3 separate regions of the Mus musculus genome follow, and regions 1 and 2 are each linked to region 3. Evidence: chromatin loops called from intact Hi-C (ENCODE). Cell type or tissue: heart. All regions are shown on one strand. Links, peaks and the distances in the headings refer to the core of each region. The heading gives the core; the rest is flanking DNA. Region 1 has its middle 31 kb from the start of Fsd1l. Region 2 holds the start of Fsd1l (fibronectin type III and SPRY domain containing 1-like). Region 3 holds the start of Fktn (fukutin).

What was found. Hi-C counts contacts between places; a loop is a spot of excess contacts. Peaks named below come from ENCODE experiments on the same cell type or tissue, not always from the same donor. Only the 100,000 strongest peaks of a DNase experiment are listed, where the experiment ranks them.
Region 1: a loop joins it to region 3, with 2.4 times the contacts of the local background. A loop is called at or near these places in 3 of 42 quality-filtered maps.
Region 2: a loop joins it to region 3, with 7 times the contacts of the local background. A loop is called at or near these places in 5 of 42 quality-filtered maps.

The regions. Positions count from the first base shown.
Region 1 is chr4:53,594,607-53,605,382 of GRCm38, forward strand. It overlaps a transcript of Slc44a1 not described here. Among named protein-coding and RNA genes, the nearest start is that of Fsd1l, 31 kb to the right of the region's middle. In heart, for the core only: a CTCF peak has its summit at 6,052 (motif pointing right); no DNase peak of the experiment used is centred there; H3K27ac peaks cover 238 bases.
Region 2 is chr4:53,625,832-53,636,607 of GRCm38, forward strand. It overlaps Fsd1l (fibronectin type III and SPRY domain containing 1-like), which reads left to right and starts at 5,640. Exons shown (of 13, transcript NM_001195284.1): 1 at 5,640-5,781. The coding sequence starts at 5,767. In heart, for the core only: a CTCF peak has its summit at 6,037 (motif pointing left); DNase peaks (open chromatin) are centred at 3,360, 5,640 and 6,060; H3K4me3 peaks cover 1,641 bases; H3K27ac peaks cover 1,251 bases.
Region 3 is chr4:53,708,882-53,719,657 of GRCm38, forward strand. It overlaps Fktn (fukutin), which reads left to right and starts at 5,273. Exons shown (of 10, transcript NM_139309.5): 1 at 5,273-5,314. In heart, for the core only: a CTCF peak has its summit at 7,285 (motif pointing right); a DNase peak (open chromatin) is centred at 5,270; H3K4me3 peaks cover 1,603 bases; H3K27ac peaks cover 1,445 bases.

The sequences.
Region 1 (10,776 bases), core at 1,652-9,651, 110 kb before region 3:
TAGTTCATTCAATTACCTTCCCTGGTTTTGTAGGGGGTGGGGGTTGTTGTTGTTTGTTTGTTTGTTGTTTTGTTTTTTACATTAGCTATTCCTATTCTTTCTGTGCTCCTTGGGAATATTACCAACCTTTGGTTTTCCACTAAAAAAAATGCACTCAACTTTTTAACCAAAGGATTCATTCCCAGACTTTGTTTTAGGGAAATATCAAGTCAATCTTTATTTCTTATTAAAGATTCCAAATGAGATAAGGAAAAACAAAAAGGAGTCCTTTGAATTTTTAGGGGTGGAAATGTGTGTGGTGGTGGCAACAGGTCATCCTTCATGACAGCAGCTGAATCCAGCTGAACTGGGTAAGATTGTATTTGATACTTGGTTGTTGAGAATTTCACATAGATTCAACATGAAAATTACCAGTCCATTTAGCAAGTCTCTTGCTTTGGGGTAATTAGATGTATTGTTTGTTGTTTGTATGTTTAAATACTAATTGGTGAGAGGCATGTTTGCACAACAGGGTGACTTGCTCCATGTATACAATCAAGACCTCCTTTCAGGAGGATGAACAAGCTGTTCCATTTTCTCTCCTCCTTCCCATCCTGCATGGTCTTCAGCAATATCTTATGTATCTTTCCCTTGTCATGGCTGGGCAGCAGCATCATAGGAATCTAACAAACTTGAACTTGGATCCGGCCAACCCTGTCACTTGGGCAAGTCACTCCCCTCTTTATCGGGCACCAGGGATCCAGTGATGCTCTGAGGATTCAGTGCGGAAGGGTGATGAAATGCCAAGTGTGAGAAGCTAGCTGAGCTTGGCTATCAGGTCTCCCTTCTTCTCCCCTCCCTTGATACAATGAGTCTTCAGAAGGCCAGTCAGCGCACACTGGGGCCTGCAACAGTGTTACTATCACATAGTTCATGCTGCTCCCCCTGCCCCCCCCCCACCGCTGTCCTGATAGGCGTACTTTTAGAACAGATGGATTAAGTAATAACGCTCCTCTAGGGCAGATGCTCTGTCCCAGTCTCTCTGTAAACGTTTGAAGGTCTTTCTGGAATGGAGTCTGACAGTCATTAACCAGCCCCACTACACACCCAAGAGGACTCCAGACTGTCAGTATTTACCCAACCTGGGCCATGGCTCTAGTGTAATTCCCCAAAGCTAGGGTTTCCTGCCCTATGGGCCAGGCTGTTCCGTCTACACAGATAAGCAGCTTATGTCTGACTGGCCCAGCCCCAAATCGGGAGAGGGTCTCTCTGCTTCTCCTTCCCAAGCGTGACCTTTTTATTGGCAGATATTGCCTAACAGGGTGGCTTCCTGCTCATTAGCTAAGCCTACATGAGCTAATGTACAGACTACACTACATTAGTGACAGAGCTAGTTCAAAGTTAATCTTTGACTTAAAGAGATCACATTTTGAGTAACACCCCATCATAGCACCTCTTCTGTTCAAGTTATCGACCCCCAAATTTCTTGCAAATGCCAACATATTGGCAGAGTGTGACTGAACGCATTTTGGCAGTGAACCTGGCGATGAAAATAGAGCCAGGAAACAAAAGACTACAAGACACAAAAGAAAAGGCAGGCACGGAACTCCAGTGTTAGTATAAAGGCGCGAGGCGGGAAGCATGCCGGCCTGGAGAGAGTGCCGATTCTGAACAACAATAATAATAGAAACTCCTGTCCGAGGGAGCGGCTAGACAGAGAGCGGTGTGGCTAACAACAGGCCTGGAATAAAGAAAGCCCCAATTTATCTGTCCTTGAAGGATTTTAAGGTATGTTCAAAGTTTAATAAGCTTTATGGGGTCAGAAGGAGGATTATACCTTCCTCAGGAAATACAGGCATCAGGAAAGAGAGCCTTCGGATAAGTCCACTGTCCCAAGCTGCTATTTAGAACATTTGAACACCCTGTATGTTCCAGAAGGCTTCTTGTTTGCTTGGAAGTCTAAGTGTACTACACGCAGAGATGAGTTAATTATTAATAACAATTAGTTTAGTAATTCCTGCCTTCTTGGAAGTCCTCTTGGATGGCAGTATGTTGCTGGAGACCTGGGCCCACTGCCTGGACCCTTACCCCTGTACTTATTGCTGTCCCCTAGCAGTAGCTGCCTAGGGGTCCCTCCTTCAGCCATTCAGACACTGACCGGAGGGCTCTTTTGCCTACCATCATTTAGAACAAATACATGGTCTGTAGAGCGCTCCCCATCCATAGCCCCAGAGTCAGGGTGTTCTGCAGGAAGCCAGGGTTGTGTAAGAGAGGAAAGGGATCAAATGGCCTACTTTACTTTATATTAGACTCCGGGAAGAGAAAGGAAGTTGAAACCGTTGATTGAATACAAGTCAAGAACATTCGTAACTTGTGTTATTTGCAAAAGACTGGCCTCCGACTGGGCATGAAATACAAAACCACAGCGTTTCCTTTGTCCCAGAGACATAGGGTGGCAGAGTATGAGGCAGTTAAGAAGACACACTCCTTTCACTGGGACTCCCACATCTCTTTCTTCCACATCGATTTCTCTTATTTCCAAGAAGGATGTCTGCAAAGTGCCAGGGGGCTGGGTGTCTTGAGTCGGCGGGTGCTTATCACTAGGGTAGTCTAGACAACGGCATGGATTTGTTTCTGAGCAAAGTATGGCCAGCATCTGTTTGGAATGACATAGGCATGTAGGAGAAAGCACAGTTCTGTGAATAAGCAAGCAGATGCCTGCAGTTCCTAAGGTTTAGCCACATCCTCTCTGGGTTGAATATCCCTTGTCTGGAATCCTTGGGACCATGAGTTTTGGCAGTTGTGAGCTACTAGATACAGGTGCTGGGCATGAAACCCAGGTCCTCTGAGAAATCAATACATGCTCTTAACCACTGGACCAGCTCTCCAGCCTCTTTCTTTCTGGAATATTTACCTATACATAATGAAATATCTTGAACACAAGGCCAAAATCTCAACACAAAAGTCCTCCACAGTTCATGTACACTTTGTATATGTGCCCCCCCAACACCAATTTTTGTACAGTCTTTTTAATGTGCCCAGAGTTTAAGACCCATCACATGATGTCAAGTGAGAAATTTTCCTCTCTGTGGCATTATGTTGCTACTTCCAAAATTTCAGGTTTTAGAGCATTGCATAGTCAATCTTTTCAGAAAAAAGTCAGTGCTCATGCTGGACTTTATTGCAAGTCAGATGTTGGGCCTTAAAAAGTAATTTCACCTTAAATTTTCTTACTTTTTGTTATGAAACAACACCTAGAAATGGTTACCCTTTGCTTCGAATATGCAGCCTGTTAAATGAAATCTACTAGTATTTTATGAACTAGGTTTGTGAGACTGGTGGGCATTGCTTTAGGAACTGCTGGGAAGTACTGAGCTCGTGGGGTCAGTTAACGTTGCTGTGCTGAGTGCTTTATGGATGCTGTCTCTTTTGATCCTTATGTTTTTGGTTGTGGTCCTAACCTTTAACAGCTGAGCCATCTCTTCAGCCCCTTTTGTTCCTTATAAAAATTGTGAGGTGTCAGGAGGTTGTGTTGTATGTCTTTAATCCTAGCAGTGTTTGTTGTAGGGAATATAAACTTGTGGACCCAGGTACCCACAGAGTATATATAAGGGATGGGAAGACTATGGGGTCAAGGTCTTATATTTGTCATCCTGCCACAGACTGCGTGCATATTAGCAGTTCTTGCCATCAGAACTAACCAATGTTTTGTTCCTGTATAAGATATGACTCCTTTACATCTTAAACCCAGTCGTTAGACCTACCCTCACCAACCCTCCATTTCATCTTTGGAATATGGAAGATTCTTTCCCAACTTGTTCCTCAAATACTAGCCTCCTGATCTATTTGCCAAAACAAAGCAGGCATCATGAGCTTTGTAAGATTTTATTTTTGTTTGTGGGACTCTGTGTGTGTGTGTGTGTGTGTGTGTGTGTGTGTGTGTGTAAATGTGGGCACATGTGTGTGGGTGCTCTCAGAAACCAGTACAAGGTGTTGGATACCCTAGAGTTGAAATTACAGGCATTTGTGAGCCACCAGATATGGATGCTGGCCACTGCATTAAGGTCCTCTGGTACAGCAGGGAGTGCTCTTAACCACTGAGCCATCTTTGCAGCCGCATCAGGGTCATTCTAAAATATGAGTCCTGTTATGAGTGCACAGATCATGAGTGCAGTACACTTTACAGGTCATAGAAAGCCCCTACTTCATCATCAAATGCATAGTGACTGACTTTCTGTTTCCTGTACAGCACTTAAGAATTTTCCTATCTGAAGGCTATCAAAAATGGGCACCTACCTTCCCATGCACATACATGGAATATACATATAAGCGAAGTACTGTGTGAGAAAACAGTATAAATATGCATTAATTAATTGATACAATGTAATGTTATTAATTCAATAGAAACTATTTGATGTGTATTAGTAACAAAGACAGTTGCATTGGATATAAGTTTTAATTAAAGAAGTGGGCTCTATAATAATATAACCTCATGTTTATTTAAAATATCAACATATGCTCCATATATCCCGCAAATATGTGTGTAAAAGACTGCTCAAAGTATTATAGTAATTGTCTATTTTCAGACACTGCAGCCATAGTTCATTTTCTTGACTTTGCTCATCTCTTCAGGTACTAATTATGGAAGCTGGAAAGATGGCCCAGTAGCTTAGAACACTTACTGCTCTTACAGAGGACTTGAGTTCTGTTCTCAACACTGATGTGTCAGCTCACAACTCTAGTTCCAGGGGATCCAGTGCTGTCTTCTGGCTTAGACTGGCTCCTGCAGGCACGTGGTGTACCATTCTCACACAGGCACACCCAAACACACAGATAAACTTAAAAATGATAAATCTTTTAAAAACAATTAATTGTACATTCCATGAAGCTCAAGAAGAAGGAAGACCAAACTGTGGGTGCTTCCATCCTTCTTAGAAAGAGAATAAAATACTCATGGAGCAAATATGGAGATAAAGTGTAGAGCAGAGACTGAAGGAAATGCCATCCAGAGACTGTCCCACCTGGGGATCCATCCCATATACAGTTACCAAACCCAGACACTATTGTGGATGCCAAGAAGTGCATACTGAAAGGAGCCTGATATGGCTGTCTCCTGAGAGGCCCTGCCAGAGCCTTAAAATACAGAGAAGGATGTCAGTAGCCAACCATTGGACTGAGCATAGGGTCTCCAATAGAGGAGTTTGAGAAAGAACTGAAGGAGTTGAAGGGATGCAACGTTACAGGAAGTACAGTATCAAACAACCAGTCCCAGAGCTTCCAGGGACTAAGCCATCAACAAAGGAGTACACATGGCTCCAGCTGCATACATTGCAGAGGATGGCCTTGTCATGCATCAATGGGAGGGGAGGTCCTTGGTCCTTTGAAGGCTCGATAGATGCCCCAGTGTAGGGGAACTGAGGGAAGGGAGGTGGGAGTGGGTGGGTGGGTGGAGGAACACCCTCATAGAAGCAGGGGGAGGGAGGATGGGAGTTTTGGTGGAGGGGAGGTAAACTAGGAAAGGGGAAAACATTTGAAATGCAAATAAAAAAAATACCCCCCCAAAAAAAAATTCAGCCCGGCATGGTGGAGCACACCTTTAATCCCAGCACTCAGGAGGCAGAGGCAGGCGGATTTCTGAGTTCAAGACCAGCCTGGTCTACAAAGTGAGTTCCAGGACAGCCAGGGCTATACAGAGAAACCCTGTCTCAAAAAACCAAAAAAAAAAAAAAAAAAAAAAAAAAAATCACATACTATCTCACTTCACTGAATGCTTATGTATTTTTCATTTTAAAATTGCATTTATTTATTTGTGTGTGTGTGTGTGTGTGTGTGTGTGTGTGTGTGTGTGTGTGTGAGTGATGGCTCTCGTGTCGTGATGGTCAGAGACTGTCTTGTGGGAGTCGGTTCTCTCATCTCACTGGGTAGGTTCTGGGGATTGAACTCAGGTTGTCAACCTTGGCTTCTGCAGTAAATCTTCTCACCTGCTTAATAAGTGAGCTTCTAAATCAACTGTCCTCTTCCACTGGACGTGTGATGTGTCACTAATCCCTGTAGGTGGCGTCCACTGGATGTGTGATGTGTCTCTAATTCCTCTAGGTGGCGGTGTCAGTTATCAAACAGTGTTCTCATAGTCCTGCTTTCTGTGCGATGTCATTCCTAACGAACATGTACATAGTTTTATTTTGCCTTTGACCTACAACAACATTGATACCCACTTTAATTCCAGAGAAAGCAATGTATTTTTATAGCTCTTTTTGAATATTGTACTTAGACAATTCCCCTGACAGGGACAGTGTGAAGGTCTCTGCCTGGACATTTTCAGTGCCTTGCTGCTTTGCTTCCTAAGTCATTTCCCACCTTTACGACTAACAACAACCACATGACACTGAGTGCTAGTTCTTGAACCCATTCCATGAGTTGGCCACACTCCGTGTCTTCAAACGCGTCACTCACATACTCGTGTGGAACTGCCATTCTTCCCAGTTTATACATGAGAACACAGAAGCGAGGAAAGCAGACAGCTTGCCAAAGAGTAGTTACTCACCATAAGCTGAGTTCACAGGCACCCTTTCTTCACAGAATCCTACATGGATAAGTTGGGGGACAAATAAACAGCTATGCATAAGTAAACGAATGGGTTAAAGAAATTGTTTTGTTCGTTTATACAATAAACATAAGAATTACAATAATAAAGATGTAATTGAATGAGTATAAAAATAATTTTAAAGTAGTGTCATTGAATTGTGATGACAGAATATAGTCATTACCTCCCTTTTCCTCCTCCTCTTCCTTCTCCTCTCCCTCCTCCTCTTCCATTTACACACTCTACCCAGTTACTGGAAAATCTCATTTACAGGTGACTAATATTTTAGTGTGTATATGAGCCATATATTCATCACCTGTCCATCCACTGATGGCCATCTAGGTTGTTTCCACTTCCTTGCTCTTGTGAATTGGGCAGCATCGAGCATGGATGAGCAGGGATCTCTATAGCAGGATCTGGAACCCTTCAGGAATACACCCAGGAGTGGTATACGTGTGTCTATTTCTAGGTTTTTGAGGAATGCTGAGTTCCATAGTAGCTACACCCATTGTCATTTCCCCCAACAGTGTAGTAAGCATTCTCCTTTCCCCACCCCCATGCCTGCATTTGTTGTCTTTTTGTTTTAATCTTTGTCATTCTGACTGGAATAACATCAAATTTTTAAGCAGTTTTATTTTCCATAATGGCTACAGATGTTAAATTTAAGAAAGAAAGAAAGCCCCCTTAAAAAATGGGGCTCAGAACTGAACAAAGAATTCTCACCTGAGGAATACCGAATGGCAGAGAAGCACCTGAAAAAATGTTCAACATCCTTAATCATCAGGGAAATGCAAATCAAAACAACCCTGAGATTCCACCTCACACCAGTGAGAATGGCTAAGATCAAAAATTCAGGTGACAGCAGATGCTGGCGAGGATGTGGAGAAAGAGGAACACTCCTCCATTGTTGGTGGGATTGCAGGCCTGTACAACCACTCTGGAAATCAGTCTGGCGGTTCCTCAGAAAATTGGACATAGTACTACCGGAGGATCCAGCAATACCTCTCCTGGGCATATATCCAGAAGAAGCCCCAACTGGTAAGAAGGACACATGCTCCACTATGTTCATAGCAGCCTTATTTATAATAGCCAGAAACTGGAAAGAACCCAGATGCCCCTCAACAGAGGAATGGATACAGAAAATGTGGTACATCTACACAATGGAGTACTACTCAGCTATTAAAAAGAATGAATTTATGAAATTCCTAGCCAAATGGATGGACCTGGAGAGCATCATCCTGAGTGAGGTAACACAATCACAAAGGAACTCACACAATATGTACTCACTGATAAGTGGATACTAGCCCAAAACCTAGGATACCCACGATATAAGATACAATTTCCTAAACACATGAAACTCAAGAAAAATGAAGACTGAAGTGTGGACACTATGCCCCTCCTTAGAAGTGGGAACAAAACACCCATGGAAGGAGTTACAGAAACAAAGTATGGAGCTGAGATGAAAGGATGGACCATGTAGAGACTGCCATATCCAGGGATCCACCCCATAATCAGCTTCCAAATGCTGACACCATTGCATACACTAGCAAGATTTTACTGAAAGGACCCAGATGTAGCTGTCTCTTGTGAGACTATGCCGGGGCCTAGCAAACACAGAAGTGGATGCTCACAGTCAGCTAATGGATGGATCACAGGGCTCCCAATGGAGGAGCTAGAGAAAGTACCCAAGGAGCTAAAGGGATCTTCAACCCTATAGGTGGAACAACATTATGAACTAACCAGTACCCCTGAGCTCTTGACTCTAGCTGCATATGTATCAAAAGATGGCCTAGTCGGCCATCACTGGAAAGAGAGGCCCATTGGACACGCAGACTTTGTGTGCCCCGGTACAGGGGAACGCCAGGGCCAAAGGGGGGGAGTGGGTGGGTAGGGGAGTGGGGGTGGGTGGGTAAGGGGGACTTTTGGTATAGCATTGGAAATGTAAATGAGCTAAATACCTAATTAAAAAAAAATGAAAAAAAAAAAAGAAAAAAAAAAAAGAAAGAAAGAAAGAAAGAAAGAAAGGAAGGAAGAACGGAAGAAAGGAAGGAAGGAAAAAAGAAAGAGGCAGAGAGAGAGAGAGAGAGATTGAGATCTCTTGGTGCTTTGCTCTCCTCTTGAGAATGCTGTTTAATTCCTTACCCAGGCTGATTTTGTTGTTTTGGGCCTTACCACCTCAGTCGCTAACCAAGAACTGTCCCCATCAAATGCTCCCCGCCAATCTGATGGAGGCCATTCCTCAAGTGAGGGTCCCTCTTCCCAGGTGACTCTAGTTGTGTTCTTACTGAGTGTGGGGTGGTTGTTTGTTTGTTTGTTTATTATTTGGATATTCTGAACACTAGACTCTTTTCAGACACATGATCCTCTCAATCTGTGGACTATATTTTTACCCTTTTAATAATGTTCTTTGAAGCATACACATCATCTTTAATTTTGATAAAGTCAATAACATCATTTCCCTGGTTTCTTGTACTTTGTTGTTACATAAATAAACAAATATTTCACCCAATCCAAAGTCATGAAGATTTGGCTCTAAGTTTTCATCTGAGAATTTACAATTTTATTCCCGTTTTCATCTTTAAACTGTTTGAGTTAGCTTCTGTTTGGGGCATAGGAGGCAGATATCCAGCTGTCTTCTTTCCCACATAGAGGTCCAGCTGTTCTGTCACTCTCTGTTGAAAGAGTATTCTTTTCTCCGTTGAATGGTTCTTGGCACCCTGTCATAGTCAAAGTCAAATGGCTGTATGGCTACATTGCTAGGTTCACAGCAGTCTCGCCCTGCTTCATGTTTCAGGGCTGGTCTACCCATATGATGCAGCGGAGTGAGTAGGTTTTATTCTCCAGAGAGTACCCAGAGTCCAGTGGTACCCATGCTTCTTACTGTCAGCTGTCCTGAGTAGGTGACTGGCATCCTCTGCTGAGATGTAAGAGTCACAAGAAGGATGTTTGCACAGCAAGGATTATAGTTCAGGTTATCTTCAACAGGATCCATGAGACAGATGGACAGATAAAGCCTAGATGCTTAGCTCAGCTAAAAGAATTTAAATCCCAGATATGTGTAACTGTCTATGTGCACCTCAGCACCTTCAAATGCATCTGAAACGTGTTTATCAAGGCCTGTTCTGGTGCATACTGTAAAGCAGCTTGAATTAGAAGGGTTTTACTTCCTAGCATGCACCTAGCGTAAACTGCGGCAAATTATCAACGACATCAAGGTAACTGTAGAATTGTTAACTAGTTAAAAGTCAAGACAGTTGGCTCTGGTTTTTAAACAGTTGACTTTTCAGTCTTTTTCTTTGTAACTAGTTAGCTAATATGCCAATTAGCTCTCCAGGCCACTCCTTGTTAAAGGTGGTAAACCTTATTCTTTGTGTACATTGTATGCAATGCCCTGGTTGATCTGCTTGGTTGAAGGGGACATCTACAGGGTTACAGAATCTTACTTCCAATGACATTAGATTATTCACACACTAGCTCTAATGTTGCAAGGGGGCATAAAGACATTGATTTCATGGCTAGGAAGCTGTTTTTCAATCTTTTGAGGCTAAAGCTTTGTTGTGATATGACCTGTCACAACACCTAAGGTTGGGTCGCTCTCTTCATCTCTCTTCCTGTTTACTGGTGCTGAAGACCATAGAGTATCATGGTATCCCTTGTGTGTGGCAATGTCCAGTGTTGACGACGGTGGCACGAGGGGCCCAATACTGAATTTGGGAACTGATTTTTTGTTTTTGTTTTGTTTTTTTGGCTTTTTTCGAGACAGGGTTTCTCTGTATAGCCCTGGCTGTCCTGGAACTCACTTTGTAGACCAGGCTGGCCTCGAACTCAGAAATCCACCTGCCCCTGCCTCCTGAGTGGTGGGATTAAAAACATGCACCACCACGCCCTGCGGGAACAGATGTTTACTAAACCCAAGTCTTATACAGCCCGATCTTATACAAGATCAGAAAGGTAGACTTCTAGATCAAAGTTTTTCTCTTGAAATTGCTTTGAGACTTACATTTGATACAATTAAAACTAAACTTTCTAAGAAGGGGCAAAGTGTCCACACTTTGGTCTTCGTTCTTCTTGAGTTTCATGTGTTTTGCAAATTGTATCGTATATCCTGGGTATTCTAAGTTTCTGGGCTAATATCTACTTATCAGCGAGTACATTTCATTTGAGTTCTTTTGTGATTGGGTTACCTCACTCAGGATGATGCCCTCCAGGTCCAT
Region 2 (10,776 bases), core at 1,859-9,858, 82 kb before region 3:
ATGACTCCTCCCCTCTCAGCAACCATCAGTTTCCACTAGCTCCTCAGGAGGAGTGTAGCCTCATGAGCCCCTGCCCAGTCAGTGCTGGAGTCATTGGCTAGCCTGTTCTTGTGCAAGTAAGTAGCTGTGCGAGTTCATGAGGGCTACAGCCATCTCGTGTTCAGAAGAAACAACTCTGGCTCTCCCATCCTTTCCTTGCCTCTTCCATGATGTTCCTTGAGCTTTGGGACCAGAGCACGTGTGTGTGTGTGTGTGTGTGTGTGTGTGTGTGTGTGTGATATGCATGTCCCACTTAGGGCTGAGTCCTTAGCAGTCACATACCCTCAGCACTCTGACTAGTTATAACTCTCTAAATTGATTGCTGCCCCTGCACAAAGGAGTGTCTTTGGCTGAGGCCGAGAGCATCGACAATCTATGGGTAAACACACAAATCACTAGAAGACAGTTTGACAACATACCTGGTTAGCAAAACAAAAGTAGTAGGTTGCTCCCTAGGGCAGCAGCTCTCAGCCTGTGAGTTATGGCCTCTTAGGGGGTTGAACCACCCGAAGTTTGGCCATGAAGAGGGATGGACATTTTCACAGGGGTTGCCTAAAACTGTAGGAAAACACAGATATTTACATTACAATTCATAACAGTAGCAGAATCACAGTTGTGAAGTAGCAATAAAAATAATCTTATGGTTGGGGGTCCCCACAACATGAAGAACTGTATTAAAGGGTCTCAGCGTTAGGAAGGTTGAGAACAGCTGCTCTATGGTCTATCATCGCTCCAGCCATTGGCTATACCAGGTGTATACTATCAGCTGTCACCTTCTGTGGAGCAGGTCTCCAATCCAGTCAGCCAGTATCTGTAGGACTGTGGACATTTGGAAAGGAAACCTGTCTTCCTACGGTTTCCAGCAGTGGGAGTGGATTCTACCAGTGGGATACTAGAGAACATGACATCGTTTTCTGTGTACTCACCCCAAGGAGACAGAAGTCAGTGACTGTATCCATCCCATGTGTCCGTTTAGGCTGTGAGCTGGTGCTTGAATTGTGCTTCTCACACTTCTTTGGTTCTCCACCATTCAGGCTTATGCTTGCTCTCTAAGTGTGAGCTAGGCCACCGCACTGCTCTGTCTCTCTGCCAGCCTCCTCCAGGGCAGAGCCAACCTCTCCTTTGTAGGAGCTGCTGTCGGACACTGAGTGCCTAGGCTTCCAGGGCTTTGGGGGGCGGGGTGAATCTGGGTTTTCATTAGAAGGAAGCAGGAAGCACAAAATGAGGTGTCTATGGATGAGAAGTGAGACTAAGCACGGGTGCTGTTGTGGATGTTTATCGTGTGTCAGACACAGCTGATCACCTGACCGGACTTGTCCACTTAATCCACTCATCAGCTGCAGCTGGTGCCATGAGCCTGTTTCACAACTGAAGAAACAGAGGCTTGGAGAGGCTTGTCTTACTAGGTTGGGTTGGAAAAGTGAAAACCTGGGTCACTAATCAGGGAGTGATGGGTGAACGTTTGGGGCTTTAACAAAGGGCTGCACCTGACCGGTGATGGGCATCAGGAAAACACAGGGATCGCACAGAACAGGGGAGTTGGAATGGGAACAGGTTTACTAAGGCTCCAAGACTCAAGTGGAGAAAAAACTATGCAAGAGTAGCCTTGAAGGACTTGCTGTGTAGAAGTGTAGCGATCATAGCAGCCACTGCTCATTACAGGCCCACTAAGCCAGATGTTTTTCCATACACAGTCTCCTTTAATCCTCACTAAATGCAAAAGGCAAAGTATGGTCCCCATGCCATGCCGTAGGAAATGAAGCCACAGTGAAGCTCAGAGCTTACTGATAGCTGTAGAGCTGACCAGCGGCGGTATCAGGATTCAAGTGTAGCTAGCTGGTGGTGCCTGTAGATCCAACTGCCTGATCCTCAAAGGGGAAGGTTGTCAGATACATGGAGAAGAACGGAACTTCCTCTCCCAGAACTCCTCAGGAAGCTCAGGCCTGCGTGGAGTACCTAACATCTCTCAAAGAGGACAAAGAACCTAGTTTGGCGTGGGGCAGTTTTGCTAGACGTTAGCGGTGTCATTCACGAGGTGATCCTGCCTTGGGGTTTCATCAGAAAGCAAGCAGTTCAGGGAAAGCCAGAAGCTTCCATGAGGTAGCCCTGACTACATGAGCATCTCAGAACCACAAGCTCACATTTGGAAACAATGTATATCGTTACTCCCTGCTGTCCCTTTCCCTTTGAAGTGTATCATGTTTGTGTGCGACAGGTATGCACAGGTCCAACAGGCACACGTGAATCTGTGTACCACGAGTATGGGCACCAAAGGTTGGTATCAGGCATCATCCTGTTTAATTGCTTTCCACTGAAAACGTGAGGCATGATCACTAACTCTGCAGCATGCTGAGTAGGTTGGGCTGGCTGGCCTGGGAGTGCCTGGTATCCTTTTCTCTCTACCTCCTTGGCATTGGGATTGCAGGCATGCCACCACACTGGACAGTGCTAGGTATCAAGCTTATGTCCTCATGCTTGGGTGACAGGCATTCTACCAACAAAGCTATCTCTCTAGACCCTTTGTTTTCTTCTCTTAGGACTTTTTAATTTTTATTTTATATGTGCAAGTGTTTTGCCCGCTTGTATGTTTGAGTACATGATTGCCTGGTGTCTTTAGGGGTCAGGGAGGGGCAATGGATTGCCTAGAAATGGGAGTTACAGTCCTGAGCTGCCATGTGGATGCTGGGAACTGAGCCGAGGTCCTCTGGAAGAGCAGCCAATGCTCATAACTGCTGAGCCATCTTTCCAGATTCCCTTGCCCCTCCCCCACCCCCCTTAAAGAGCAGTTTTCTTCCTCTCAATGGTTCCCAAGGGTTAGCTATGCTAGTACCATCTGGAGGGTTACTGAAGCCGACCCTGGAGTTTCTGTTTTGTTGATTCTGAGGAAAAGGCTGAGGACTTGCATTTCTAAGAAGTTATCAGATGATGCTGATGCAGTCGGTCCTGAGGTCAAGATTTAAGAACAACTGCTTTAAAATAACGTTACTTTAAAAACATTTCCTAAACTCATTTGGTATGCTAAGATAAGTACATGAAAGGCAAGGGCTTGCCTGTAGTCCAAAGGCTCAGTGGGTGGGTTTGCAGCCTAACTGCCTGGCTTGGTGAGGGAGTGTAGTGAGAGAACTTTGAAGGCTAGAGGGGACACAAATCATAGCCCAAAGGAACTGGGTGCTGAGAACGAGGTTAGCAAATGGTCATGGGTGAGCTGTCCTAGGAAGCCAGACGTCAAACCAGAGTCAGAGATCTGCTGGGAGCAGAAGTCAAATGGGGTACAGCTGTTGTCAAAATCCACAGGCTGCTTGGCTGGCCTGAAAGGAAAGAGCTACAGAGACTGGGGCAAGGAGCCAGAAATGAGCTCCCAGGGTGTGGCTCTGTGACAGTCTGGTGATCACATTGCAGGGCGACTGTGTCTCCCAAACCCACTTTCTTGACCTCGTGGTGGTGTTTGTTACTCAAACCTTGCCCAGGAGCTTGCCTCTGGTGGAAGTGGGGTGAAACTTTGGAGATGAGACCAAATGCTCTTTCCGTCCTTTCGTGATGGGTCCACAGTGTCAGTCAAGGGTGGCAGTTTGACCTCTGATGTCCTCTCCTCTGCAGGTTGCATTTCTCAGCCATAGAAAATGACTCCACTTCAGCACTGAGATCAGCCCTCCAAGCCACCAGCCCTGGGTCAGTGGTTGGGGACCTGGCTTCTGTCACATCTCCCCCATGTAATTGAGGGGGCTTGGCTAGTAGAGTCCCTTCCCTTGATATCAAGAGCTGGCTCCTCTGAAGGACTGCATGCCAGCCTCCCTTCAGCTGGCAGGAGTGAAGCTGGGCATTCCTCTCCTAAGCCCCAGCCAGGCCTGCGAGCATTGTTTCCTTAGCCCTGTCTAAACCATGTTTCCTTTTGTGTCTTTTATCATATACCTTGCATTTCTGTTCAGGTAAGAAAGGGTCATGTGGTGGTGGTGCACTCCTTTAATCCCAGCACTCAAGAGGCAGAGGCAGGAGAATCTCTGTGAGTTTGAAGCCAGACTGGTCTACAAAGCAAGTTCCAGAACAGCCAGGACTATACACCCTGTCTCCAGAAAAAATAAAGCAAAGCAAAGCAAACAAACAAACAAAAAAGGTCTATTGGGTGCACAGTGTGTGGCCTGCTCTTTGCTAAGGTCAGAATACAGGTGTGGTAAAAGAAGTTTTGATCTTAAGAAACCACAGTGTCGTTGGACTCTAGTAGAAACATAAAACATTGAAGTGTAAATATGATTCATCTAAAACAGCTCCTGCCTCTCCAAGGTCTTGATTCTTAACTGTCCTTCTAACTAGATATTCTTCCTCAACCCCTTTCATATAACCCTTACCCAGGTCATTCCTGCGTAATGTCAGGAAATTGCACCCCACCTCTTCGGAGTCTATTAACTCTGTGCAATTTAATTGTTTACTTTATTTCTTCCATTTACCTCATGCAATTTCCTCCTTTGTTAATTTTTTCATGTGTGTGCTTTGGTCGAGGGTATTACAATGTGTGGGCACACAAGTGGGGGCACCTGTGTGCTGGTGTGTGTCTGTGGTCACTTGGCTTTTATGTGGGTACCAGGTTCTGGGTATACAGACTCTGGTACTCATGTCTGCCCACTGATCTATCTTCCTCCTCCCTGATTTCTCTTACAAACTTTTCTTCTAACAGCCTCATGGATTTGTATTGTCATTTCCCACCTTAGATTGTAAGCTCTTTGAGAAGCAGGCCTTTTCACTGAGGATTTGTGTAGAAGGGCAGAACCGGTTCGTAAGGCTCATTCATACTCGTTTCCCTTTTATTCCATTAGGATGTGAACACCCAGAAGAATTTTTCTTGAGTCACCTAAATGGAGATGAAGCCTGCCTTTCTGGAGAACCTTTCCAAGTCTTCTCCCCAAGCTTTCTGGTCTGCACTGCCAGCTCCACCCGTCCTGAGCAGATTCTAATGTGCTGTCCCACTCTCATTTACTCCATGCTCTGGGGAGTTCAAACACAGGATTTAAGCTGTCCTCTGCGAGGTCTGCATTCATTCTATTTCATTGATGACACAGGTCACGGAAAAAGACTTGCTTACAAGGTAGCAAGATACTAGTAGGGCAAGGTTGACCAGGCAACAAAGCCCATGTGGTCCCATACCCACGTATCTGTAACTTCTTTCTACCCCTTGTCCCAGAGCCCTTTAAGGTTTCCACCACGCTCCCTGAAGACCCTTCCACATGTTTCCGCGGCCTCTCCATCCTAGCGTGTTTATTCCAGCTGGATCACTGGGCCTGGCCTACCAAGGCTAAGTGGAGAGACGCTGCAGGTGAAGGATGCGTCCCGGGCTGAGCTAGCTCCCAGGCTCTCCGCACGACCTGGCTGCTGGGTGCCCAATGGTTCATTGCAAGGCCCGCAGCGATGGCACAGGAAAAAGGATGCAAAGAAAGAAGCAGTTGCAGAAGGAAGACGCAGGCGGCCAGGCAGCGCTCCATCCTCTCCGCCGGTGCGGGTGTCGGCGCACGCATGCGCATGCGTGGCGCGCTCGCACCCCACCCTCCCGCGGGCCGCCCTTTCACCCTGGCAACCGCGGCTCGGTAGCGGCGCGCGCGCGGGTTGGGCGCGGACGGGCGGGATCTCTGCGGGACGGGACAAGGCTGACGGCGGCAGAGGTAGCGGGTCTCTAAGGCTCCTCCAGCTTCTCACTCAGCTCCGGTGACAAGTTCGGCCCGGAGGGCTTAGTCCCTAGCCATGGACTCGCAGAAAGTAAGCGGGGGCGCAGCGCGGGGCCGAGAGGGTGGGCGGGGCGCGCGGGGCTGGGCGCGGAGGACGAGGCCGGGCCTGGGACCCACCCGACCCGACCCGACCCGACCCGACGGGACCTGAGAGCCCGCAGGGAGCGATGGCCGCGCCCGGGACCCCGGACGACCTCTGTCCTGCTCTTGGCTCCGGGAAGGCACTGCGGGGAGGAAACCGCGAGCCGCACCCGGGTCTCTGCCGCCCTCTGCGGGCGCTAGGCCCCTTTCTTCCCGCTGCCCGCGGCGTGCTCCGAGGGTGGGTCCCTCCTCGGTTGGAGTGAGGACCAAGGCTCGGCCTCGCGTGGGGGGATCCCCGCCCGCGCGGAAGCTGGTGTCTCTTTTCTTCCACCGTGTCTTCAGCATGGTCTCTGCGCTGTAGGTCCGGGGACTGAATCTCCTTTGTACATCTGCCCACTGCCTTGCTAGTGGTTTATTTATAAGCAGATCTCAGTGTTTGCCTAATTGAGGAAAAAGGCAGTTGTCAGGGCCGCTGCCCCACCCTCGTCCTTCAGTTGGTGAGGCTGGCCAGTAGTCTTGTTTCGGAATGTTTAGTACTTTGAGAACAAGTTTAAGGAAAGAGTTACACAATAGCCTTTTTTAATTAAGCAAATAGTGCACTGAATACAATTGCAACTGAATTTTTAATATTCAGTAGTAATTCCTGTATTAAAAAAGTAAGCCACCTTGCTATCTTTGTTATGTTATAGTGTAATTGCAATACATTGCGGTATAGGAAAGAAAAACACAAGTGTTATTAATAATACATCAGGGAAAACAAGGGCATTTCTAAGAGGCCATTCTTTTTTTATTATTGCATAGAAAGTGCCAGAAAGAGTTAGAGAAAAACTGCAATTCTTACCTGGATTCATCTTTCTGAGCTTGCCTTGAGACCCATTCATTTGGGTATATCCAATTATTATTTCCACAACTATACTATAGTATCTTTTAAAGAGATTACTAGTATGTCTAAGAATGTGTATTTTGAGTGTGTATAAATTTAAAGGATTCTCTGTTAGGCTGATAAAACATTGCATGACTTATTAGAGGAAAGGCATCATGTGATATTTAAGTGGGCATTAGCAAAGGTCAAAAGGAAGAAGAGCAAGTGCCTGGAGAATCCGGAAAGATGAGTTTCAGGGTGCAGTGTGTTTGCTACCTGTATGCAGCGCACATTCCTCTCTTTCATCTTCTGTTCTGTAGAAATAAGAAAAGAATATACTATTAGAAAGTCTGGATAAAATACTCCATTCGGAAAACAGTATTTTCAAGTTTATGAATAATTAGTACTAAAATAGTCTGTGCATGGTAAAATGCTAAAAGTGCTTCAATGTAGATCATCTTATCAGGGGACACTGAGGAATCAAGTGTTTGACGTTGTGAGTTCTATAAGGACAAACATGGTTTCAACCAGGTTTTTCTCATTTTAGACAATGTATTTGTGCACCCACAGGATCCCATAAGTAGTTTCCCCAGAGGTAGTGAAGAGTTAGCTGTTCTTTTACTGGTGTTGATGTACTGGATAATTCTGAAAAGTCAACTTTTCAATATTAAAATTTTGGTGGAGGTATCAAGCAATCTTCTAGCGAGGAGAGCTTGTGCTATGGCTTCTGATGGATATCTAGGTCTAATGTTTGTAATTAGCACTCGTGCTGTCAACCTGAGCTTCATTTTCTTACGGTTTGCTGCAGAGTCAGTTAGTTACTAGCTACAAATAGTAATGAACTAATTGGGTATTCTTGTCTATTATCTAAGACAGTAGTGCACCTGTAGCATGAGGTTTCCAGACTATTTCCTGTTGTAGAATGTTCACATAAAAATGGTAGCAGAAATGGTCCCCAGGTCTATAAAGAAAGTAGCGACATGCTGTAAGTGGCAAGGAAGGCCTAGGGATTTGGGTTGTGAGTTATTAAGAGGAGCCAGCTCTCTGGTCATACTGTTTATGGGCCATCATAGCTTAGATGATTTGCCATGAGTCTCCATTTCTTCATCTATAAAATAGAATATCCACTGCAGTCTCTTTAAGAGTTATGAGGATTGTGTCCATTTCTGGAAAACCACCCAACAGTATTATCTGTGAGCTCTTGTTAATCGCAGACGCTCAACCTCAAAATCACGTTTTTCTTTTCAGAGCCACTCCTAGACTTCCTTAAGGTGTGTTCTCTCCTTGTTTATCTTTAAGAAATTATTTCAGTTGGTGGTGCCAAGAGACAGTTGTTAAGTCCCAATACAAAGAGGATTAAGAGTTGTGAGTCAGGCAATCTATGATAAAGACATTAACTGGGTGTCTTACAGAAGCTTGCTGCTGGCTGCTCAGTACATGGGTGCTGCTGGCTGGTCAGCACATGGGGTGGCTTCCCCAGATGCCTTTTTTTTTTCTCTTTTGTCTGTGGAAACGACTTCAGTGTTTTGTTAGCAACAAATGCTCTATTTCAGTAGAGGAGGAAGACGAAGTTGCTGTGGGTGTGTAAGGCATACTGTAGGATACAGAAGCAGTATTATCTCCTAGAAATGGACAGAGGGATTTTGTTTATGTAGAGTTTCTGGGACACTTTTGTGAGCAGGATGTGTTATGGATAGGTGGCTTTGTTTGATCCCCAGACCTTTTGAATATGTCCTTAAGTGGTTCTAAGATAAAATCTGGAAGGTTTCTTTACCCGATGAAATAAATGTGCACATTCAGAGAAAACACTGAAACAAATAAGACAGCTGAGCCTCTTGGGTACTTCTTTTGAAGTTGGTAGTGCAAGGTAAATTTCCGTGCAGATCACTGGTATTCATGGGGCTTTCTGTTTCTAGGAAAGGTGCTTGTTACAGCAGTGGGGGTGAGAGGGTGGGCAGAGGGAGGATGCTGTTAGGAGCTGGCTTTGTTAAATGCTTTCCCCATTGTTTTTCTGAGTGTTCTTCCTAGCTGGGTAGGGACTCAAAGGTCTCCTTTATACTACAGGGTAAAGCTCGACTGGGGACATCTGCATTTGTCTTACCTGTTTCCTCTTAAATCCTGATACTTGCTGTACTCCATATCCAATTGGGTATCCATAGCTATCCAATTGACCCATCCGTGTCCCTTACTTGCTTTCAATTTAAAAAAGAAAAAGTTTCTCAAGGGAAGTGAAGAAGACTGGAAGTTGGGTGTTGTGCATACAGTACCATGTCACACTACACTCTCACAGCAGAATTCTCTCATGGTTCACACAGTCACTCGGCTAGCAAGTGGCAGTCTGGATTCAAACCAGGTTGATATTTTTGTTTTTGTTTTTTCCATATTCCACACTTTTTCATTACCTCTCTCCAGGCCTGTATTCTTGGCTTCTAAATACTAAAACAATTAAGGTTATTAAAATTTAAAATATTAGGTCCCAACAGTTAGGAGCTGGGGAGATGGCTCATCAGTTAAGAGCCCTTCCTGCTCTTGCAAGAGGGCCAGAGTTTGATTCTACGACCCACATCGGATGACTCACAAGCACCTGCATGCATGTGCGCCTCCCCACACACATACACATAATTAAAAAGAAAATAGATCTTTTAGACAAATAAAATGTTATTAGGGACAAACCCCAGTACAGTGGTCAGGTTTGTTGGTTTGTTTTAGACACTTGTCAAGTGTAGTGAAGTGTTGATACGTGGTATAGAGTACAAGTGAGAGGAAAGTCTGGCATGCAGGTCAGGTAAGATCTCTGTCCTGCATCAGCGTCTCCTCTTCCTTCCTTTCTTTCTCTTCTTGGAGGGAGGGGTGGGAATCTTACCTCTCTCAATAGAGCTGTAGACCATGAAGTGCCACAGAAATGAACACCATGTGAGTGCCCATGCACTCTATACTCACATATTAGTACCTTCGTGTTTTTAATTGAACTTGGCAGTTTCTAAATATCAGTAATGAAGCAGGCTTTTTTTTTTTTTTTAAGTTTTAACACAATGCCTCTTTGCAATGCTTGGCTGAATGTCAACAGGATTATTCATGCAGCAAGCACATACTGGATGTTGGCTGTAGTGGTGGCTATTCCACACGGACCATACTTGGAAGCAGGTGGACTTGCCAGCGGCCTTCACTGTGTTCTCACCTCAGCTGATTTTCCCAGCCTCATTCAGATGTAATCACTGATGTTTGTTGATTGGTAGCAGTTTAAATTTGGTATATAATTATTTATTTTTTAAATATAATTTTTAGCATAGCCAGTCTATGTACCTCTGCTAGATTACAAATACAAATAATACAAGTTCTATTGCAGGAAATGTTAGTGATAAATACATTAGCAAAATCTCCTTTAATTCTGAACCTTGACGATAACCACAGTCAGCATTTGATTTGCTGGTCACCTTTTATGAAGAGTAGGCAGCATACTACATGTACTTCTTTACAATTTGCCTTCCTGTAATATTTCATGAGCATTCCCCCAGTTTATCATCATTCCACAACACTTCATATCCAGTCAGCATAGTGCTTTCATATGAATGTGATTCTTGAATACGCTTGATGGCTATCCTTCTGTTAGATGTTTATGTTGGTCCCAGGTTTTAAGATAATAAATAATGCTGAAAGAAGCATTCTTGTAGCTAAGTCCCTGCCTTCGTTCTTAATAAACTACTTGGCATACATTGGAGAAGGGGAATTGCCAGTTTCTTCAAATTCTTGAGATGTATTGCTGCTCATTTGTCCTTCAAAAAGGCTGTAGGGGTCAGTGCTACTATCCACAGTGTTTGAGCATCTCCATCTAGGTTCTCCTTGTGCCTCCCTGACCCCTGGTTTACTTGTTGGGTAAGTGGTTTGTTATTGTAGGTGGTGGGTTTTGTTTTGTTTTGTTTTGTTTGCCAGTAGGGGTGTTACTGCTCTACTCATGTGGCCATGGGGAGTGGGTGAGTACTTAGTCTGTTGTCAGGCCTGGGATGGTGAATGCCCAAGGCTTGCTTATACAGGGCAATCAGACTCAGGGGCTTATAGCTCCAAACCTTGAAAACTAGAGCTTTA
Region 3 (10,776 bases), core at 1,258-9,257:
AGGCAGTATTTTACTTTCTAATCACACCTAAGGTTTATCTGCATAATGTAATTCATTGGCTGACCAATAATAAATAGCTTAAAGGGACTTTATTCACCTATTCAGTAATGTTTCATTATAAAGGATATTTTGATCAATATTTCAAATTTATAAATTCAATTATGCTGACATTTCTAGAATTATTGTGCTGGTTAGTTTTTCAGCTTGATAGAGAGTCATCTAAAAGGAAGTGAACCTCAATTGAGAAAATGCCTCCATAAGATTTGGCTGTAAGGCCTTCTTTTAATTAGTGATTGATGGGAGAGGACCCAGCCCATTGTGGGTAGTGCCACCACTGGGCTGGTGGTCCTGGGTTCTATAAGAAGGCAGGCTGAGCAAAGCCATGGGAAGCAAGCCAGTAAGCAGCAGCCTCCATGGCCTCTGCATCAGCTCCTGGCTCAGGATCCTGCCCTGCTTAGTCCCTGCCCTCACTGCTTGTGATGAAGAACTGCTATATGGCACTGTGAGTGAGATAAACCATTTCCTCCCCCAAGGTGCTTTTGGCCATGGTGTTTCATCACAGTGATGGTAACCTTAACTGCAACAATTGTTAGCAACAAATCATCTTTATAGGGCCACTTATTAAACTGATGAGAAAGATGATACATTCTGGCTTTTATTTAAGAAATGATTTAATTCAATGGTTTGATTTGTTACTACTTGAGAAGTTCATTTGCTTCCCAGTAGTGGGTGGTAATGAGGTGCAAATGGCCTTCCTGGTCCTCACTTCCCTCTAACAGAAAGCAACACAGAGACTCAGCAGTAAACATCTTCTGCTGTTTATGTAAAATCAGCTCCAGAAAACAGAAAGTGAGAACATACTCAAGTCCTGTCTGAGGTGTTCCCAGCTCCAATAGTGTGCTATAATAACAGTATACCAGCCGATCCATCGCTGACTAGTGAACTCTCAGTGAAGAGGAAGATAACAGTGTCCTCTCTGATGCCATTCATGGTGAAATGTGTGCATATAAACCTTTTGCACAGACTTTAGTGTTAAGAACAGAGAATGAACATAGTACATGTGTGTTAAGGAGAGCTCCAGAGCTAACCATCTCAGGAGCCAAACCACCTTCTGGTGCTTTCACTTCTTCTTACTCCTCTAATTAGGCTAAGGAGACCACTGAACACTACAGGCAAGAATTTACTAAATACTGGTGATTTCTACTAGCCAAACTCAGCTCTGCAAGCCAACAGGTGAACCAGGAGGCTCTTTGAGTTCATTGTCCATTAGGAGTCTGGGAAACATTTTCAATTCTTCGGTGGCTACCCATCCAACATCAGCAAAAGATGCCACCACATCCTCTCCAGGTGCATGGGGACTCCATTCTGTTACATGACTGGTAAGCTCAGCTGTGCAGCAGCCCTCACCCTCCCAGCTACTCTCCATTTTAAGTTTTATGGTGAAGTTTCAGTTTTGCACGGTACTAGTTGCTTATACCCACTTCACTCAAGGTGAGCACCAGAGAGATTGACAAATCCAGTGATAAAACATATGTTAAGGGAAGGCTATTCGTATTCTAAACAGAGCCAGCCAGTACTATAAACAGTACGATACAAGATCGTACATGCACCAGATTCTTGGGCTACAGATCCTGGCCTTGTCTCCGCTAGACTGCTCTTCATAAAATCACAATTGGAAGGAAGCCAAGGATCATGTCTTCCATATTTCTTCCATATTTATTGACCTGAGTCAGGATAAAAATGGAAACTTAAGGGTAGGGATCTTGTTTTTTATTAAGCTGTTGGTACAGTGCTTGGTTAACCCAGCTCTACTCCATATTGACTCATCCTGAAACTCCGTGATGGAAATCAGGCTCCTAGCTTCACCTAGTACAATTCCCTAAGGGTGTCTGATGGCTGGCTCTAATTGTCTACTTGGCCCAATGTAGAATCACATGAAACAGGTGTCTCCATGAGGGATTGTCTTGGGTTCATCTGTGGGTGTATCAATGGGTGGGGGTAGGGAGATCTATCCTGAGTGTGGACAGCCCCATTTCACCAGCTGGGTCCTGCACTGAAGAGGAGAGAGCTATCTGAACACCAGCATGCATTCTTTGTTCTTACGCTCCTTTCTGCTTTGGGATGAGATGTAACCAGCTCCCTTAAGCTTTCGCTGCTTTGACTTCCTAATATGATATGCCGTAATCCGAGACTGTGAGACAAAAATAAGCCTTGCCTTCCATTGCCCTGTCAGAGTATTTTATCACCGTAACAGGAAATGAAACTAGAGGTTGGATTCCTCAGGCCAGTACCCCAGGTGGTCATCTGTAAGTTTCCCTTGAGGACCTGTGTAGGCATGTTTCCAAGATCTACCAGAAAAAAAGACACACACACACACACACCATGGATGGCAGTATGTGGAGAATGGATGGAGTGAAAAGGATGAAAGGAAAAAAAAAAAAAAAACCACTGTGACTTGACCCCAAGACCAAGACAAGGGCCAAGAAACAGAATCCCACCAATCCCCGAGCTTCCCCAAGCTCAGGAATTGAAATCTTACTAATCCTCACTCTAGAAATCTCCACCCTGGAAAGCTCTGCCCTGCCCCTCAAGAAACCCCATATAAACCCTGCCTGCTTCTCTCAAGTGGAAGCAGCCACCCTGCTGGGTTTTCCCTCCTAATAATTCTCTTGTGTGAGGTTTGTTGTGCAGTGTGACTTTGTGTTATTCCTTGGCTCTGGGTGGAGTAGAGCTATTTAACACTTTTGCTGGGGAAATTCCCCCTGCTAAAGCAGAACCGTTAGACTTGCCTTGGGGAAAACTTTTCCTGCAGCCCCAGTAGAGCTGGAACACTTCTGTAGGGGAAGCCATTCCCTTCAGAGCTGTAACACTTACAGCTTGGATATGCCAACGGGAGTCTACATGCATGTATTCCAGGTCACACAGTACTTACACCATCACTTTTCAACATTGTCTGAGGAATTTGAGACTCCCCTATTTGAATCTGGATTTATGATCCTTCAGAAAAAACTATTAAGGATGGATATTAAAGACACTTCTGTATTCATTTTATTTAGGTGTATGTGTATGTTACATAAGTGTGGGCACCCTCAAAGGCCAGAAGAGGACATTAGATACCATGGAACTGGAGTTACAGAATAGAGCTTGGCTCCTTTGGGAGAATACTGAGTGTTCTTCAGTGCTGAGCCATTTGTCTGGTCCCTGAATATGGCATTTTGATGGTTAAGCTCTTGGTTCCTTAAATTTGTTAGTGCTGGTATCTTCTACTTTTGCCATAGGATACCACAAACTTTACCAGGCCAGAATGTGTAGATACACACACCTGGATGATTCTTGAAAGGTGAATGTTTACTTCTGCTGGAAGCTTTTTTTATTCCTCCTTGTAGCTTTCTCAACAGCTTTAGATTTCGTTCACTAGATTAAAAGACTTTTTACGGTGAGTGAGTCTCCCAAATTGTCTCTCCAAACCTGCTTGAGAAGTACTACTTTCTAGTTACAGGACGGGATCTGATAGCAAGTTAAGGAAATAAGCATTCCCTTTGGCTCAGAGTTGGGGAGGTTAAAGTCTACCATGGGAGGGGGGACATGGCAGCAGGGGCAGGTGGCTGAGTCTACTCACATCTGGATGGACTGGACCAAGAAGCAGAGAGCATACTGAAAGGGGAGCTGGGCTGTAATCCTTAATGTCTGACCTCTCTAATGGCCCACTTCCTCCAGGGTGTCAGAATCCTACCCCTCCAAGGTTCTAAAACTGCCTGGAGACAAGGGATTCCAACAGAAGCGTCTGGGGAGCATTTCACATTCAACCCATCAACAAGGACCATCGATGTCAGCGTGCTTACCTGGTTATTGTCCAACTTCCGGTGTAAGCAGGGCTTTTACTTTGTAAGTTTATATTAAAAAGAATAAGGTTACTTGCAAGTAGAGGAAAATTTAGAAGTAAGTTTCAAAAAAAATTGCTGACAAGTTAAATCTAGGATAACCAAAAGGATTGTCAATTTTCTTTGAAGGGTGCTAAATCCCTTCCTCTAAATCCCAGTCCACTTTATAGAAACAGAAACTTGATAATGTAGATGGCACATTATGACTGTGCTTATATAGGGAAAACAGTGAGATCTAAACTTAAACTTAGCTCAAATCAGAAAACTGGCTAGAAAGCTGGCTAGTCCTCTGCCTCCTGCAAGGTTTATGCAGGATAATATTTACTATGCACTTGAAATCTATTCACTTCTAAAACCCGGGAAGTTTTTTTTTTTCCTCCTTATAATTTCCAGACATAGTTGAGCATAATAAGCATTCCTAATATCTTTTAAAATATCACCTCTTAGTACTCCAATAGGCATCAATTATATTGTGTGCATGTGTGCATGTGTGTGTGCGTGCGTGCATGTGCGTTTGCATGTGTTTAAAGACAAGAGCTCACTCTAGATCCTCTTGCCTTGGCCCCCCAAATACTTGAATTGTAGGCATGTCAGACAATAGAAATTTTTGATACAGCCACATTCCATCACAACTTTTTGAAAAATTCTGTTTTAAGACAAGCATGGCGATGCACACTTGTTATCTCAGCACTTGAGATGTGGAAGATGTGTAGGATCAGTTGAACACCATATTGGCTGAGTAGAATTTAAGGCCAGTCTGAGCTAAATGATATAGAACGGGGTGCGTAGGTAAATTATTTCATTTTTTTCTATACGCCGTTAGTAATTTTCGTAGAAAGAACGTAAAATTACAATAATTTCTTTAGTGCTTTTTAATTTTCAAAAATTCCTATCAAAATCCACATCTGCTCCTTGCCAATAACTCTTTAAATGGCTCTGCTAAAAGCAAAGATGCTAGGTGCCAGGCCCAGAAGCATCTATATTTCTTTCAAGCCCCAAACTGGAAGATCGCATCTTCTAGACCTGGATGTCAAGTAGGCACCTCAACTTCATGAGTACTTGCATCACTACATAGTGCTCTTCCCCATTCTGTCCCCAATAGCAGAATGTAGAGAGAGGAGAAGGGGGAGGAGGGAGGGAGGGAGGGAGGGAGGGAGAAAAAGAATCGTTATCCACCCTAGGTTTGCACTTTCTGCGCTCTGTCTGATGAGCCGTACACTACGGGGGACAGTTCTGTTTTTTCTCTAAACTCCAGGCAGCCTCAGGGCACTGCCGGAGGGACGGCTGATTGCAGATTTCTGATGGCCAAATAGGCCACACTAATAGGAGCGCTCGGAGAACAAAGCAACAGCCAGCGTACGCCGCTGCGCGCTTGACCGCTTCTTTGCGACAGTTGCCGTAAAGCGAGGCCTCCGCCGCAGCTCTAGAGTTAGGTAAGATGAGGGCACCGGGGCCGGGTAGCCGAGCCTGGGCGTGGGCGGGTTCCTTCAGGCACTGTCGCTGGTCTACTGGTATACCCTGAGTAGCGGTCGTCCACCTTTGGGGTACCCTCCCTACGGCGGCGGGGAGGAGTCCGAGGTCGGCCGCAGTCCGTGCACGAGCTTGCTGCCGCCGTCCCCGCTGTCCCGGCGACAGATCGTTCCCACACGCCCATGCTGTCCGTTGATCGTCCTGACCCGCGAGGGTTCGATTTTGGAGGTTCATGGAGACGCTTAAGAGGCCGGGCTGGGACAGTGACGCTTGAGCTGGTTGGCGAGAGCGGACGATGCGGGGAGACCGATCAGGTGTGAGGACCAATGCATGCCAAGGTGGCTCCGCCGGGGAGGAACTGATGCAGCCTGCTGCTGCTCTGAGTGCATCCGACGCCGTGGCATGAACTTACAGGGAAAGGAAGGGGGTTGGCAGGGCAGCCGCCCAGGGAGGGTTCCACCTGAGAAGGACTTTGATGCTGCGCCAAAGCCAAGTTCTGTGTACAGCAAGCAGCCTGCTGCAACTGCTTCGAAGAGAGGTGGTGGTTGGCTTACCAGTCGCTTTCCTCTCTTCTTAGACTCCTCAGTAGTCATTCTTAGTTCGTTTGAAGGAGTGCTCACTATGCTTAATAGTATGATGACGATGGTAATAATAATAAGTAACAATAATAATGATAAGGTGGGCGCGGTTAGCGATGCGAGATAACTGCATGTAGGAACGTTCCTGTCTTCCGTTTACATTATCAGTTGGGGAATATCGGGAAAGATTTGATAAAAATGGGGCCGGGTAGTTAAAAGCTTTAGATAAAAGTCGTCCAGAGAACTGAATTCAGATTTCATCACGATCGCCAATTTCTCAGGTAGTACAAGGCAAGCCGCTTTCTTGTATGTCTCAAGCTTTCTCGGCTATAAAGAATGATATTCCAGTCTTTCTAGTTTGAAGATTTCCATTAAGTAAAAGTCAGCCTGTGAGCCAACCATGGTAACACACACCTGTAATACCAGCACTTTGGAGGCCAAGACAAAAAAAAAAAAAAGCACTAGGAAACAGAGCTGCATAATGATCGACAGACCAGCCTTGGGTAAATGCTCTCAACCAAGCAGTTAGTCACTTGCCTCTTGAGGGAAAGGCTTTACTCACTGTCTTAGTTAGAGCTAATACTACAGTGGTGAAATACCATGACCAAAAGTGACTGGGGAAGAAAGGGTTTGGTTTGCTAAGTTTTAGATTACAGTTTATCATCCAAAGCACTGAGGGCAGCAACCTGGAGCAGGAGCTGATGCAGTGACCATGGAGGGATGCTGTTTACCTGCTCTCATGGTTTGTTTGGCCTGCTTTCTTGTAGAACCCAGGACCACCAGCCCAGGAATGACACCACCCATAATGGGCTGGACCCTCCCACATCAAATCACAACTTAAGAAAATTCTCTACAGGAGGCTTGCCTACAGTCTAGTCTTGTGGAGGCATCTTCTCAATTGGGGTTCCCTCTTCCCAGATTATTCTAGCATGTGATAAGGTGACATAAAATTAGCTAGTACACTCAGTTAAAAATAACATGAAATGTAAATCAAGTAACTTGATTTGAGCTGGCTCAACTCACTCACTAAAGTGCTTGCCATTGTAGGCATGGTGATACGACTTCTGCCCTCTTCTAGAAGGTACTTTAAAAAGCTGAGCATGGTAGCCTGAACGTATAATCTCAGAGCTGGGGAGAGGGAGATAGAATTCCTAAGGATCCCTGGCCATCCAGCCCAGCCTGCTTAGTGAATTCTAGGCTAGTGAGAGACTTGTCTTTGGGGTGTGCAGGAGTGGGGGGAGGGGGTTGGAGAGGTGGCTCAGTTACTAAGAGCAAGCATGAGATGAGGACCTGAGTTCAGATATTAGCACTCACATAGAAAGCCAAGCATGGCTATGTGCATGCCTGTCACCCCAGCACTAGGGGGAGCCAGCAGAAATGAGAGGATTGCTGGCCACCAACCAGCCTGGCTCCAACATCAGTGAGAGGCTCTGTCTGAGGGAGTAAGGCAGAGTGTGATAGAGCAAATACTGGGCATTTTCTGGCCTGCACATTCCTGCCCTCTCACACAAAGGCTGGTGGTACCCAGAGAGTGACCCCAGAGGTAGTGTGACCTCCACAGACTTGCAGGCACTGATTTACTGATTTGCACTCATCCCCTCTGTGCACAGTAACAACTGATTTAGCACATTCCATTCTAGCAGTGAGAACATTGGCAAAATAAGGTTGCTGGTGGTAGTGGGTTTCTTTTGTTTTGTTTTGAAACAGAGTCTCATTGTGTGGCCTTCTCTGGCCTGGTAGAGGAGGCTGGCCTCTAACCCAGAGGTATACCTGTCTCTGTCTCCCAAGTGCTCGAATTAAAGGCTTACACCACCATGCCTGATTGAAAGTAGACTTTATTCTATTTTATTTGTATTGCAGAATTATGTTCAAATAGGAAAGACATTAAATAAAAAGAAAAACATCTACATTTCTTCACCTGAAAGTCAACCTTACCTAGCTAACTTTTTATGCAACCTCTCTTCCCTAGGTCCTTTATTTCCTCAAAGAACTTTCCTTCCAGCATATTCAGAAAGGAGTCACCATGTGCTTATGATTCTTCTGGATAGTCACATAGACAGAGTACAGTATTTTACCTTGTCATCTTCCAGTGACAATGTGGCAAGGTAGAGGTTATTTTGTAAAGGATGAAGAAGCGAGTGAACATTAATTAGGTAAAGGTCTATCATTATCATCAGTCCTGGGACTGAATCTAGGGCCTTGTGTATGCAAGCACTCTACTGCTGAGTGACATTCCCAGCTCCGTGTTCAGTTTGTATTTTGAGATAGTCTCACTGAGTTTCTCAGGCTGGCCAGGAACTCTGCAGCATAGTCAGCTTTTGAATTTACCATCACCCTGTCTACCTTCCAGACTAGGTGGTATTATATACAGGTCTGTGCCATGAGGCCCTACTAGACTTTGTTTTTTTCATACTATATATTTTGGTTATATTCTTTCCCCACCCCAAATTCTTCCCTGATAAGCCACTCAACTTTCTCTTATAAAAAGCAAAGCAAAACAAAAATACATGGGGGTCTATTTTGTGTTGGCTAACTATTAATGAATATGCAGTCTATCCTGAGCTACGTTTGATACATGCTGTCACTCCATTTAAGAAAAACTGTTTTCTCCCCCTGCCCTTCAGAAGTTATTAGTTACAAATACCTTCTTGGCTCAGGGTGGGACTTCATGCCCACTTCCCCTTCTCCGAGCTGGGATTTTTGTCTGACTTGAACCTGTGCAGGTCTTGTTCATGCTGTCACAGTCTCTGTGAGTTCATTGGCCTTGTTGTGTCTGGAAAACGCTGTTTCCTCTGGCTCTTACAGGCTTTCTATTTCCTTTTCTACAGATATCCCTGAGCCTTGAGGGGAGGGCTTTGATAGGTTTTCCCTTTAGGAGTGAGTGTTCCAAAGTCTCTCATTCTCTGTACGTTGTCTAGTTTGGAGTATTTATGTTTGTGGTCAGGACATGTAGGGAAGATGTGAGAGCAGTCACAGCTGTTTGGCAGCATGAACTAGCAAGAAGAGAAGCAAACTGTATGCACAAATGCTCTGTCCGTACAGCAGCAAAATGGAGAGATTGTCAGGCACTCTTTGCGACTTGTTCCTGATAACATGAAGGAGTTATGTTTTAACTTTTCACATATAATGTGTTCTCTATCTTTCTCACATATGTACACATGTGTATAAATTTTTCTGTCATAAAAAAACCTTCCATCTAGTCTAGAACATGTTTCCTACTACCCCAGTGTTCTTATGAATAACTGATCTGGGGGAGGTCTGGTCATTTAAAGATAAGAAACTAAAATAAAATGAACATTTAAAAATGTTACAGCGGGAAGAAAATAAATGAGAAAATAAGTGATAGCTGTGTAGGTCAAAGGGGACAACTAATGGAAGACGGGGAAGTCCGTGGTTAAGGGCATGCACTGCTCTTCCCAGGGGTCTGATTTTGCTTCCTAGAACCCATGACAGGCGACTCACAGCTACCACCTGTAACTCCAGTTCCAGGGGAATTCCAGTTCCTCTGTCCTTCACGGGGCCTGCACACATGTGAGCACACCCACGCATTTACTAAGAGTAAAAACTCATTTTAAAATGACAGTGTTGTGCTGTCCTTCAGGGGTAATGTGCTGACCAGTCCTGGAGAGAGTGAGGCCTTGGGTTCAATTAGCAGCATTGCAAAAAAATCAGGCAACGTTCATTGGCTCAAGTGCTAGGAGTTGGTTGTAAGACAGCAGTCTGGCAGAGTTCAGGAAGAAAGGACACACAAGGAGACACAGATTTCATAACAGCCTATGAAATGGAAAATTGACCTTGAAGCTTCGGCAAGGTGACATGATAACAGGCTTTGGAAGTTGAACAACTGAAAGGGCAGTGAAGGAGTTATACTTTAGTTCTGGAAATAGAGAATCCAGTGTCCTAATGAAGTTATTTAAACATAACTTCAAAAAGCTTTCTATAATCATTATAAGTTTAAAGAACACTCGAAGACTGAAGAAAATGAATATACAGTTACCACCATCATTATATAGTCTAGGTAAACAAGAGTTGAATTTTACAGGTAGGGAATATGTTTGCATACTTTGTACATCCTGTCAAAACAGATCAGATTCTCTGTATGTGGGGCTGTGGTGTTGACTGTTATCAAAAGAACATTTAGCTTTACAGGGCAGTGATATAAATCCTGTAACCTATCAGGGGACGTGAAGTATGACCTCCCAGCCAAACTTTTCTGACATCGTGTTTTAACAATACCAACACTAACAGTAGTGGTACCTTCACAGTCTCTTCTTGATGAGCTGCGGAGATGAGTGGGCACAGGGTATGGCAGTAGGATCACTGTGGAATAAGAGTCAAATAGCATAATTACGGGACAGAATAAAATAACCAAGTAGAAATAAGTAGGAAAAAGAAAGAAAGAACCATAGTTTGTCAGTTTCTCATTATAACCAGGGAACAAAAGAAAACGTAAATGTTAAGTAAAAGCTGTATTAATATTGAAAAATAAAGCTAAATACTAGGGGATCTTTAAATCTACCTAACTAAAATCATTTTTTTGGAGAGGGGGTAAGAGGATATACATATTAAATTTCCTATACTAAAAAGGTAATCAGAGGTACCCAGGGTGAAAGATCAAAATGTTTATCAAAGTTTCCTTTTTCTTTGCAAATACCAAGTTAATATATGAATATCCTATACCTCACACTCATACACACATACACACGTCTCACAAAATAAACAGCTAGATACTATGATCCTTGACTAAAGGCTGTCTCACGTTTTTCCTTCTTTAGTCAGCGTGGTCAGAAGTAGCATCGCCTTTGAACTGGTCAGACATAGACCCTGCGGCCCAGAGGTCCCAGGAC